Regions from separate parts of the Homo sapiens genome. Here region 1 is linked to region 2. The links are chromatin loops, found by intact Hi-C in ENCODE. Cell type or tissue: Caco-2. All regions are shown on one strand. Each heading gives the region's core, and the rest is flanking DNA. Links, peaks and the distances in the headings are about the cores only. Region 1 overlaps FHIT (fragile histidine triad diadenosine triphosphatase). Region 2 overlaps FHIT (fragile histidine triad diadenosine triphosphatase).

Evidence for each region. Hi-C counts contacts between places; a loop is a spot of excess contacts. Peaks named below come from ENCODE experiments on the same cell type or tissue, not always from the same donor. Only the 100,000 strongest peaks of a DNase experiment are listed, where the experiment ranks them.
Region 1: it touches region 2 in a loop (15-fold over the local background); 1 of 110 quality-filtered maps calls a loop at or near these places.

Annotation. Positions count from the first base shown.
Region 1 is chr3:60,735,094-60,740,484 of GRCh38, forward strand. The region is part of intron 4 of FHIT (fragile histidine triad diadenosine triphosphatase); the gene reads right to left. Among named protein-coding and RNA genes, the nearest start is that of MIR548BB, 120 kb to the left of the region's middle. In Caco-2, for the core only: no CTCF peak of the experiment used is centred there; a DNase peak (open chromatin) is centred at 3,128.
Region 2 is chr3:60,839,519-60,844,909 of GRCh38, forward strand. The region is part of intron 3 of FHIT (fragile histidine triad diadenosine triphosphatase); the gene reads right to left. Among named protein-coding and RNA genes, the nearest start is that of MIR548BB, 220 kb to the left of the region's middle. In Caco-2, for the core only: no CTCF peak of the experiment used is centred there; a DNase peak (open chromatin) is centred at 2,113.

The sequences.
Region 1 (5,391 bases), core at 103-5,102, 100 kb before region 2:
CTGGAGAAAATTATGTGGATTGGTTGATTAACCCTTCACTTGTAAGAGACCAGAAATTACTTTTCAGAGAGCCTGTATCTTTTCTAAATTTACAGACAGGAAACCAGTAAATGATAAATGATCAAGGCCCAAGGAAAAAACTGCATAGCACAATGGACATCTATGAGTTTCACTTGTGCTAGCATGCATTCCTCATTGTGCTGGTACCATCATCCTCACTTTCCTCTGGGGAATCCCCTTCTCCAGTTCTGACTCCAGATGGTGTAGATGGAGCTAACTTCACTCCCCACTGAGAATGAGCAAATGACCAATCAATGTATTTCACCGATGAATGATTCAGGGAGCCAATCATTAATTCGAGTCAGTCCAGTACTACTCAATGCTAAGATTTGAGAACTACTGAAGGAACTATTGTGAAAGGGAAGAATTTAAAAAAAATCTTGCTGGCATTCTGAGCTGGTAAGATAAAAACTTTGAGCGTCTAGCGGCCATCTAACCACTACAAAGTGAGACCATGCCTATGCGTGAGACCAACCCAATGGAAAGAAAACTAAGAGATGATAGAGACATATTTCTGATGCCATCTTTGAGAAGCTGCATCCAATCATTCTGGAGGCAAAAAGCTCTTAACTTTATAGATAGGCAAGCCAAAATCTTCTTACTTTCATTAAGCCACAGTTAGAGCTAGGTTTCTGTCATTTGTAAATAAAGAAGTTAAGACTAAATGCAAATCACTTATAGCTTATTTTATTACTAGGTACTCAATGTCTATGCTTTTGCATAGCTAAGTGAGAGAACTTAAATTCCAATACTGATGGGCTATTACCTCATGCAGGTACCCTAATAAATCTTGTTTCCTCTCAGTGCCATTGTTTCCTCATTTCTAAAATGGAGATTAAAATGGTAGCTCACAAAGAAGAAATACAAATGGCCTATAATCACATGAAAAAACTGTTGAACATCATTAGTCAAGAAGGAAATGCAAATCAGCTCTACAATGATACCACTTCACACTCACTAGAATGGCTATGATCAAAAAGATAGACAATAACAAGTGTTTTCTAGGCTGTGGAGAAATTTGAAGTCTCATATTGGCAAGTGGGATTATAAAATGGTGCTTCAAAAAGCATCTGGCAGTTCCTTAAAAAGTTAAACATAGAGTTACCGTGTGACCCAGCAAGTCTACTCCTAGGTATATACCTCTGAGGAAATAAATATACAAGTACACACACACATACAAATTAAAAAGTCCATAACCACATTATTCTTAACAGCCAAAATGTGGGAAAAAAAACCTTAAATTTCCATTTACTAATGAATGGATAAACAAAATGTGTCATATCCACACAATGGGCATTATTTGGCAATAAAAAGAAATGAAGTTCTGTTACATCTCACAACATGGATGAGCCTTGAAAACATTATGCTATGTGAGAAAAGCTAGTCACAAAGACCACATATCATATGATTCCATTTATGTGAAATGTCCAGAATAGGTAAATTCACAGAGATAGCAAGTAGATTGGCAGTCACCAGGACATAGGAGGAGAGGAAGGACAGTGACTGTTAATGGCTAGGGGTTTCTTTTCAGAGTGATGAAAATGTTCTAGAATTAGATAGTGGTAATGGCTACTCAACTTTGTATTTATACTAAAACCACCAAGTTTCACATTATAAACGGATAAACATTGTGCTATGTGAATTATTTCAATAAGAAAAATATCTTATAGAAAAAAAATGGTAGCCTATTCTGATTCTCACAAATGACCATTATAAGAAATCCATGATGATAACAATATTAAAGTGACGTTCTTGTTGGAGCCTAAGGAAAAACAATCCATACAAATGCAAAGGCCTATTGTTTTTAAGGCCTCAGCAAGTGCTAAGAGAATGGGAAAAGAAAATTACCAAATAGATTTTCCCAGATCACTTAGCTTCCTTTGTATCCAGCAATGGTCAACAAATATATAGCAGGCATACATAAAAGCTATTCGGAGATCTCTTGAGGTTAACAGCATGCAACATATTGCCACTGCCCCCAGCCTGGCCAGGAATATTATTTATGCCACCCTTTCACAGCTGTATCAATCTCCCATGAAACATTCAGAGCCTCCTTGTTAATAAACTACATTATGAGCCGGATGCATTGTCTGGATAAACTGCATTGTCCAAAACACTGCCCCATTATTACAGAAAATGCAGAATGTAATTAGTATTCTTCTTTGCATAAACTGCAGCTTCCAAAAATGGTGCCATATTATAAAGCCTTAATTAATAAACAAGAGTTGGGCCATGACCAGTTACACTTATCTGAATTTTATATTGTGAAGAAAGGCCACTGTTCAAATTCCGTTTACAAATATCTAAATTCTGGCTAGCCTACATGAAGATAGTCTAAACAGAAAGCCTGAGAATTCTGTGTTGCTAATAGCATTGTGTTGGTACACCAACAATAGCAAGCCATTAACTGCTGGGACATAAACCATCCTGAGAAATGTTCAGAGTGGAAGGATGATAACATTGTATTTCAGCTGCATCGTATGGTGCAATTCTTCTATTTGTTCATATGCATTTCCCATTTAATAGATGGAGGAACCAGGGTGGCTTTTCATATCTCTGTGAAACCTTAAATGTGGGGGAGAAAAGTGAGCTGGCAAAAAAACAAAAAGGATAAGTACGAGGTATTGTGGGGTGGGAGCAGGGTTACATCACAATGGAATGTAAGTACACAGTTGCTTTCTCCATTTCCAGCTGGTTTTTATTGATTTTCCCCTAACCTAACCCCAAAGCAAGGCCATTTACATAAGTCATGAGCATTGAACTAATATTTGGGACCATAATATTAAGCAGCCCATTTTATGAACCTCGGCTAAAGGAGCATTTGCATTAAACTGCACTCACCTGATTAAAATCCATCAACTCTAGCACCTTGAGAATTGTAGAGTACCTGTTAAGCTCGGCTGTGGGACTCTGCATACTGAGGCAGACCATAATCAGAAGGCAGCAAGGAATCCGACCGGGAGAGGAAAGGGAGGAGGAGAACATGTGATGTGTGTTGAAAAGCAGATCGCATGAAAGACCGCCAGTGCTCAAATCTGAAAAGAGTCCTAAGCCTACTGCAAACACAGAGCTGTGCGAACATGATAATTCTTTCAGCAAAGTCCATAATATGGCTTATAGGGCCCTGTGAAAACAAGGTGGATGAGATAGTATTACAGTTCAGTGAAGAGTAACTGGCCCAGCAATGGAATGTAGCATACACAGGAGGCCCCAAAATGGTCCCTGCCTCAGCAGAATGAGCAAGAGCTCAGAGAGTCCAAGCCGAGGGACTTTCTGCAGCCTAAACAAGCCGTCTTAGATCACTGCCCTTTCCATCAGCTCCAGGTACCAAGCACAGGCTCAGAGTCCTATCTGTCTCAGAAGGACCTGCTTTACCGTGACCGCAAGGATGGCATTTGAATCAGTAATAGGCTGTCAGAGGCCACCTTGATGCATTTGAAGAAGAGCTATCCCTGAGACATTGGTTCAAGTTCTCGATCTGTACCACCTAGCTGTGTGGTCACGGACAAGCAGTCTTGCTCATCTGACCAAGTGGATGCAGATAATAAACACATGTGAAATGAATGAATGAGAGAATAAGACCTCTGAAGCAGAATTTCTCTCCCCAGTGATACAGACAGAAGACAAGGAAATACTGGGTAGAAGAGGGAGGTTCCCTGGCAAAGGCCCCAACCTCAAGCCTGGAGACCTGCGGCCCCTAAGTGGGGCATTTCTGTTTTTGTACCCAAACGGTTGCCTTTTGGCATGCCACACTCCCTTATCCTGTACCCATATAAATCCCGGACCCCAGGCTCCAGGAGCAGACAAGGAGAAGAGGAGAAAAGCAGACAAATGACACAACAGAGAAAGAGAGAGGAGAAGGAATGTCTGAACGCCGAGAGGAACTCAGCTGGGGGCAGTCGGAGAAGAGTTTGGCCGCTGAACAGCCAAAACTCCAGGGGAAGATCATCTTCCCATTCCATCCCCCAGCCAGCTCCCCATCCATCCCATTGAGAGCCACCTCCACCACTGAATAAAACCCCTGCATGCATCCTTCAAGCCTGTGTGTGACCCAATTCTTCTAGGATGCTGGACAAGAGCTTGGGATACAGAAAGCTGTCACACTGGCCCTCTGCCCTTGCAGAAAGGCAGAGGGAGCACTGAGCTGGTTAACACTTAAGCTATCTGTGAATGGCAGAGCTAAAAGAGCATTGTAACACTGGGGCCACAGGCACCCACCCCTAGACACTACCATGGGACTGGAGCCCAAAGCACTCACTCTTGCTCCTGCACCTGGCCATCTGTGTGCTCCCTCTCCCACAAGGGGTTTGAGTTCATGGTGGTTGAACAGAGAGCCGCACCCCTGTCGCATGCCCCATGAGTGGGGCCAGGGAACTCTTCTGTTTCATCAACACTATTGACATTTGAGGTGGGATGATTCTTTACTGGGGAGGCTGTCCTGTGCATTGCAGGATGTTCATCCCTGGCCTCTACCTACAAGATGGTAGTAGCACACATACTCCCTCAATTATAACAACCAAAAAGTCTCCAGACATTGCCATATGTCTCTCAAGAGCCAAAATTATTCCCAGTTGAGAATCTCTAATTTATCCTTCAGAATGTACATTCCAGGATCTAAATTAATGAGCCATACACCCAGATAGTGCCCCCTAATTATTAGGAAAACTTACATAGATACCTTCATTATCACTGGAAATTCATCAAGACAAAAATTTTACTGAGCACCTATTATCTGCCATGTAGAAAGATACTGTTCCTGCTCCTGAGAAGCTCACAAGTTTAAGTGGAAAGTGGCATTTTACAACTTCACATCAAAGAAAAGAGAAATGTTCAGGTAACCATCTTTCCAATAAATAATAGAATATCCTTCTATCTGATTAGAGAGGTGAACTGTAAAGACAGGCAAGAATCAGAGCATATCTCTTTGCTATTAAAAGAATACTACATGTATCAAAGTTGCTGACATTTGATAAGGTGAATTTTTGGTAATTTTGACTCATTTTAGATGTTTGCTGCAGTTGTTTATTGCTGGGTGCAGGGAGTCTCAGACTCAAAGGACAATCTTATGAGGTGGTTTAGCCTAAGAGCATAAGCCAAAAGAGAGAGCTCTGGAATGAAACTGCCTGGTTTTAAATCTAGATTCTGCCATTTGCTTGTTACGTGACCCCTGGCAATTCATTAACCCCTTCAATCCTCAAATCCTTCTCTATGAAAAGGAGATAATCAATGTACCTACCTCACGGATTTGTTAAAAGGGTTAAATAACTTATGTAAAGTGCTGAACACAATGCCTCCCACAAAGCAAAAATTGTAAGAACAATAGCTGTTAGC
Region 2 (5,391 bases), core at 91-5,090:
AAACATTAACATTTCTTAATGTATATTTTGCATTATTTACTAAATGAAAATTTTCCAATGACAGTGGCTGAGAAAAAAAAATCAGATTTACATACAGTATGTCAAGTTCACATTCGATGCCCCAGAAATGCCCAGTCCCCAAAGACCTCTAGGGACTGCAGCTCATTTGTTGTCCCTCTCCCTCTCCCGTTTATTATGCTGACCCTCTGCCCAGCCACATAGCTCACCCCACCCCCTTAGAAGCATCTAGAGTTGGCTCTAGACATGAAATGGAATAGATTTCTGCATTTACATAACTGCTATCGCACTTCTGGTGAAAAGTAGTTTCAGAAAAACACAGAAAAAAATAAACAGAAGAATAAAAAGTGTCTATGTGATAACATAAGGGCTTATTTAACTACGTCTTTATTTCCTTTACAGTCCAACTATTTTTTTTTTAAAACTGCATGCCACCTTCATGCTGCCTCTCAGAGGGGACTTGATCTTATTTAGACCCGGTGGCGAGGGTCCTTCAGCTCCGTGAGGAGCTCTCTAGCACTCAGTCCTCTTTAGAGGAAAGATATCTTCAGAGCCTAAAGGCCTTGAAAGAAATGACACATTTTTAAAAACAGAAAAACAAGCATGAAAGTGGCCCATCAGAAATGAAGGTGTGAACTAGAATACAATAGACAGCGAGGAAGGAGCCAAAAATCCTCACCCAGGCAGGCCAGGATATATGCAGATAGGGAGGAAATTGGGAGGCATTCCTTTGCTAATAAAGATGATTTTTCTTCTAATTTTCACATCTTTCATGATGTATCTTTTGTTTTTTGTTTTCTCTCTATGACTGCTGTTCTAAAATAAGTGGGCTTTAAGAATATGAACTACAGTCCGCATGTTTGCCAGCCCCATATTCTGCGATGAACTTGACATGTGAATGAATCAATTCTGCAGAGGTGAAAAGTTATTCCTACAAAGTCCCCAGTTTTCCTTGTGAGAAAGATCCCTACTTACCTGTAAACTTGTTAATTAAATGTCAAAGGTTTTTATATCAAGGACAATAACACAAGCCAACCTGGGAATCTGCTTGTCTGAAATAGGTAAAGAGTGTCTGTGTTTATTTAGAATTGATTGTACACTTTCCTTCATTCTCTACATAGATTTTATTTTCTCCCCACATTCTTCTTTTTCTGTATTGCCTTGAGGGCTTTCTCTTATAATTATGTGACAAATTATATCTGAATTATGTTCAAATAAGCAAGGAGACTGACGTTTTCTGTTAAAAACATATGGCCTATCAGTAATGAATGAAGTTTTGCCCATATCATGACATGACTTTATTGAAGGCACCATCTCATATATGCAGTTTTCAATGTGGTGTCTAACAGATTTGTGTAAAATGTCTAAAATTAAGCAAATGCAATTATATGAGTTAGTATCATCTTATCATGTACATTTTGCTTGATAATAGAAAAGCAAATGAAAAGTTTATTAGCTTATTACAACAGTCTGTTTTTGATTTTTACTTTAGACTCTATTCCTCTTTATTTTCTCCTCTTCTGTTTCGGGTCATTATTTTATCTGGAGAACCCAAAATCCAATTCTTCATCTGTATTTACCACATAGATCTTTAGATTCTCTTACCAATCCAACAGATTTCTGAATATTTAACTACCCTATTGTAAGTTGTCTTGTTTAGAAGAAATGGAATCTAAGATTGTGGCAGTAAAGGACAAGCTGTCAATGTGTTAAATAAATTCCTGTTGAAAAGTAACGGCATGCACTGTGTGTTAACATAATTTATTAGAACAATTAGAACCCATCCTTGTTGTCTTTTAATTAGATTATTCCCTGTTCTGGTAATTACACTAGACAAGGGAGAATAATAGTCTTGGGATTCTAAAATCATCTGTAGACTATGTGGAAAGAGAATAAATAATCAATAATGCTAATGTACCGGAAAACTTAAATTCCCAGAAAGAGATCTTTTATCATGAGCAATCCTTTGTATAAACAGCATTATTTCTCAATGTCTATGCTTATCTTGCCCAAAGTTGAAAAGTGAAGACACTGGACAAATAACAGATATTTATTTTACTGTCAGAAACCTGGTTGGGCTGGGCCACCTCTGGCCTCTAGTGGCTCAGACATTGCTTCAGTCCCTTGCAAAATGCCAACAAGAAACCGCAAATGAAGGATTTAAAATTCCATGCAGAGCAGCATATCTAGCAGTCTGAATGCCTAAGGGAAAGGATGCAGGGCTTTTAAGTTCTGGTCCTAGGTGAGGAATCATAAAGTTCCTCAATTTAAAAAAATATATACAAATGGACAAAAATGTCTTAGAACTGAGAAGGCTACTAAATATTAAAAAAAAATTTCTGATATTTCCATACATGAAGATGTTATTTGCAGAAATTAATAGGCAGGCTGTATGTCAGGAAAGTTTCTGGCTCTCAGGGATGGGCTGAGGCCTTTAGATGTGAATCGAACTACATCTCTGGTTTTATGTTTGGAAGACCATAGGGAATTCCAGTGCTCCAAGGACGCTCCGAGGGCCTACACAACTGTCATCAAGCATGTTAGGACATCCTAGAGAGTAGTTCCCAAAACTTCTAGGCTTCAGAATCTTGACAAAGTCATGGGTGGGCATATCCTGCCCTCACGGATAACCCTACAGTTGAGTAGAAGGATGCTGGAATGCACAGAATTGACACCAGTGAATCTGGAGTTCTCTGTAGTAATGAGCAACACAAATATCTCACCAACAGTCCCACTGTTATCCGAGTCTGCCTTAGTCAATGTAAACTCCTAATGAGACCATGTCTAGACAGTATTGATCTCCCACCAGAAAAAAAAAAAGAACTCAGAGTGTGACTTCTTTTCTAGCTTAGCCCAAATGACACCCTAAAACATGCTCTTTCATTCACTCATTGCTAACACTTTTCATAACCTGAGATATTTTATCAACTAGGCAGCCAAGGACCCATAGGCTTCTTCGCAAGGTATATGTGATATTTTTTATATTTAAAACATCTTTGATATTCAAATAGCAGATAAGAAAGTTACTTAAGCTTATTAAAGAACCTAGAGAAATTAAATGAGTGTATATATATATACATATATATATGAGTGTATATATATATATATATTTTTTTTTTTTTTTTTTTCCCTTGCTAGGCAAAGGAGACAGGCCTTTAAAAAATGAAAGTCCACATAAGATTAAGGTGTGATCATTCAAGTTAATGTGGGCAAGATATCTAAAGGAGAAATCATTAGCTTAAGCTATCCAAAGGATTTTACACACAGTCCTGTGGTTTAGGAGCAGAGGATCACCCGTACTACTGTGCTATCCATCCCAGCTGGGAAGACATGGTTCTTTATAGAAGTACCCCTTAAAATTGTCAGGGGTGCTATTAAGTACTTAGGGTTCCCCACTATTCTTATCTCCAGACTGGTCAAATCTACCAGGCATCTTTCTGATATATCAGATAGATATAATCTATCATAGATATACCAAAGATTTATTTGCATCTGAGTGTCCTGTGGTGAGGCATTCCACAGCAGGCTGTGCATCAGGTCTGTCTGCAGAAAGTAAGAAAGAAAGGAATACAGTTTAAAATTCACGTAGGAATGGAGTTTAAAAACTCCCCAGGCAATGTGAAGGTGAGTTAGGACTGGGAACCACAAGCTAAAAAGGAGAACCACAGAGAATTCTTTCTGACTTTGGGGCTGAAATGAAGCTGACCGAGGCATTCAGGTGGTTCCAGAGGCTGGAAAGTCTCATACGACAGGTTTTTTTCTCACAAAAGAGAAGTGAAATAAGTACCTTATTATGTTCCAATAATATCAAGATACAAATCTATCTTTTAGAAAAATGCTAAATAAAAACACAGTCAGAGAGAGACTTCCACCACTATAAATAGTTTCTTATAAATGCCACCTAGAGACAAAATTATCATTTCTATGATCCTAACCAAAAGAGCCTTGCATGTCTTGGAAATACTTTGCCCTCTAAAGCAACCAGAAGAACATTCCTTCAGTCTATGTGTTCTTGTGCTGGATTTTGAAACTTTTGAGCATTTGCTCCCAAAGTGAAATTTAAAAGGCTAACAGCAGGGACACCTGGATAACTAGAAAACTTACCTATTGATATCACAGGCTGCTTCTCCAAATATAATTTCTTGCAAGCATAGTAAAAATCCTATACTTGTTTGAAATGAAATGAAGGAAAGCCTATCATGAATTTCTTTTTCTCTGTGTTAATGAAAGACACGAGCACACCATGATAAGCAGGAGAGAATGACCTAGTGTTCATCCTTCTCTTCTTGTCCAACGCAGGTAACTATAGGTGGGCTCTGGGTAGAGTATATGATTGCTGCATATTTCTAAGAAATAAAGTTAATTTACAGGCTACCTCAATCCTGACACTCTAGGGGTAAGGCAAGCACGCATGTATGTATTTCTGGTAATCAAGAGGGAGAAATAGCAGTGAAAAATAGAGCTTGGATATATATCTTAAAGACATGCCACTGATTTCAAAATAGGGCAAGAGCACTTATGATTTAATATAATTTTGTTGGAAAAAGTTAACTCTCTCCAAGGAAATACAGAGCTTAGCAAATACCTTATAAATAATACAAAGGCATACTATAGTGTTTAGTAGAATCTTATTCACCCATTCTGATTTGGACAAATGTTAAATGAGACAAACAGGAGAAAAGTTTATTGATTAGGTAACCGATTAAAATTTTGGTGAAAAGCAGAAGTAGTAAGTTCCAGAAACAAGAAATAAATCATGTATATCAACAAGAGGAATGAAGGCATTTTGTGCAATCCTGGGGAATAGATTTTCTTAGGTATTTCATAAAATCATTGACTCTAGGGCAGGAAAAAACCCTACACACATAAACCCACAGCATTCTTTTTCCTGCCTCCACAGTTGTAAAGGCCCGATGATAAAACCTGTTTCCTAAGACTTCCCCAGAATGTGATTCAACACATTTTCTATTTTTTTAAAAAAAAATTTCTGCCACTTAATTTCATGTGATAATTTTCCCCAATGACTAACCAAATATGCTTCACTATTATATAAATCAATTCTTTCTTAATGCCACAAGTGAAAGTGCAAAGGTAGCTAATGGTTTTCTTCTCATAAAAATCACACTTTGGCTTTTTCCTTTCATATGTAATTAATCATATTTGTGACAATCTTCCAAACTTACTTGAAATTTTTCTGAATCCCTTTCAAATCAGGACAAGAACTAGAAATGTCTATACAGGTTTAATATGAAGTAAAGAAAATGTTTTTCATTTTCTTGATTTATTTCTGAATTCAGCTTGCTCTTCATTAGCGCTACATAGCTGCCTTATTATTCTTGGTCCCCTATGACCCCCTGATCATTTTCCCTGAGG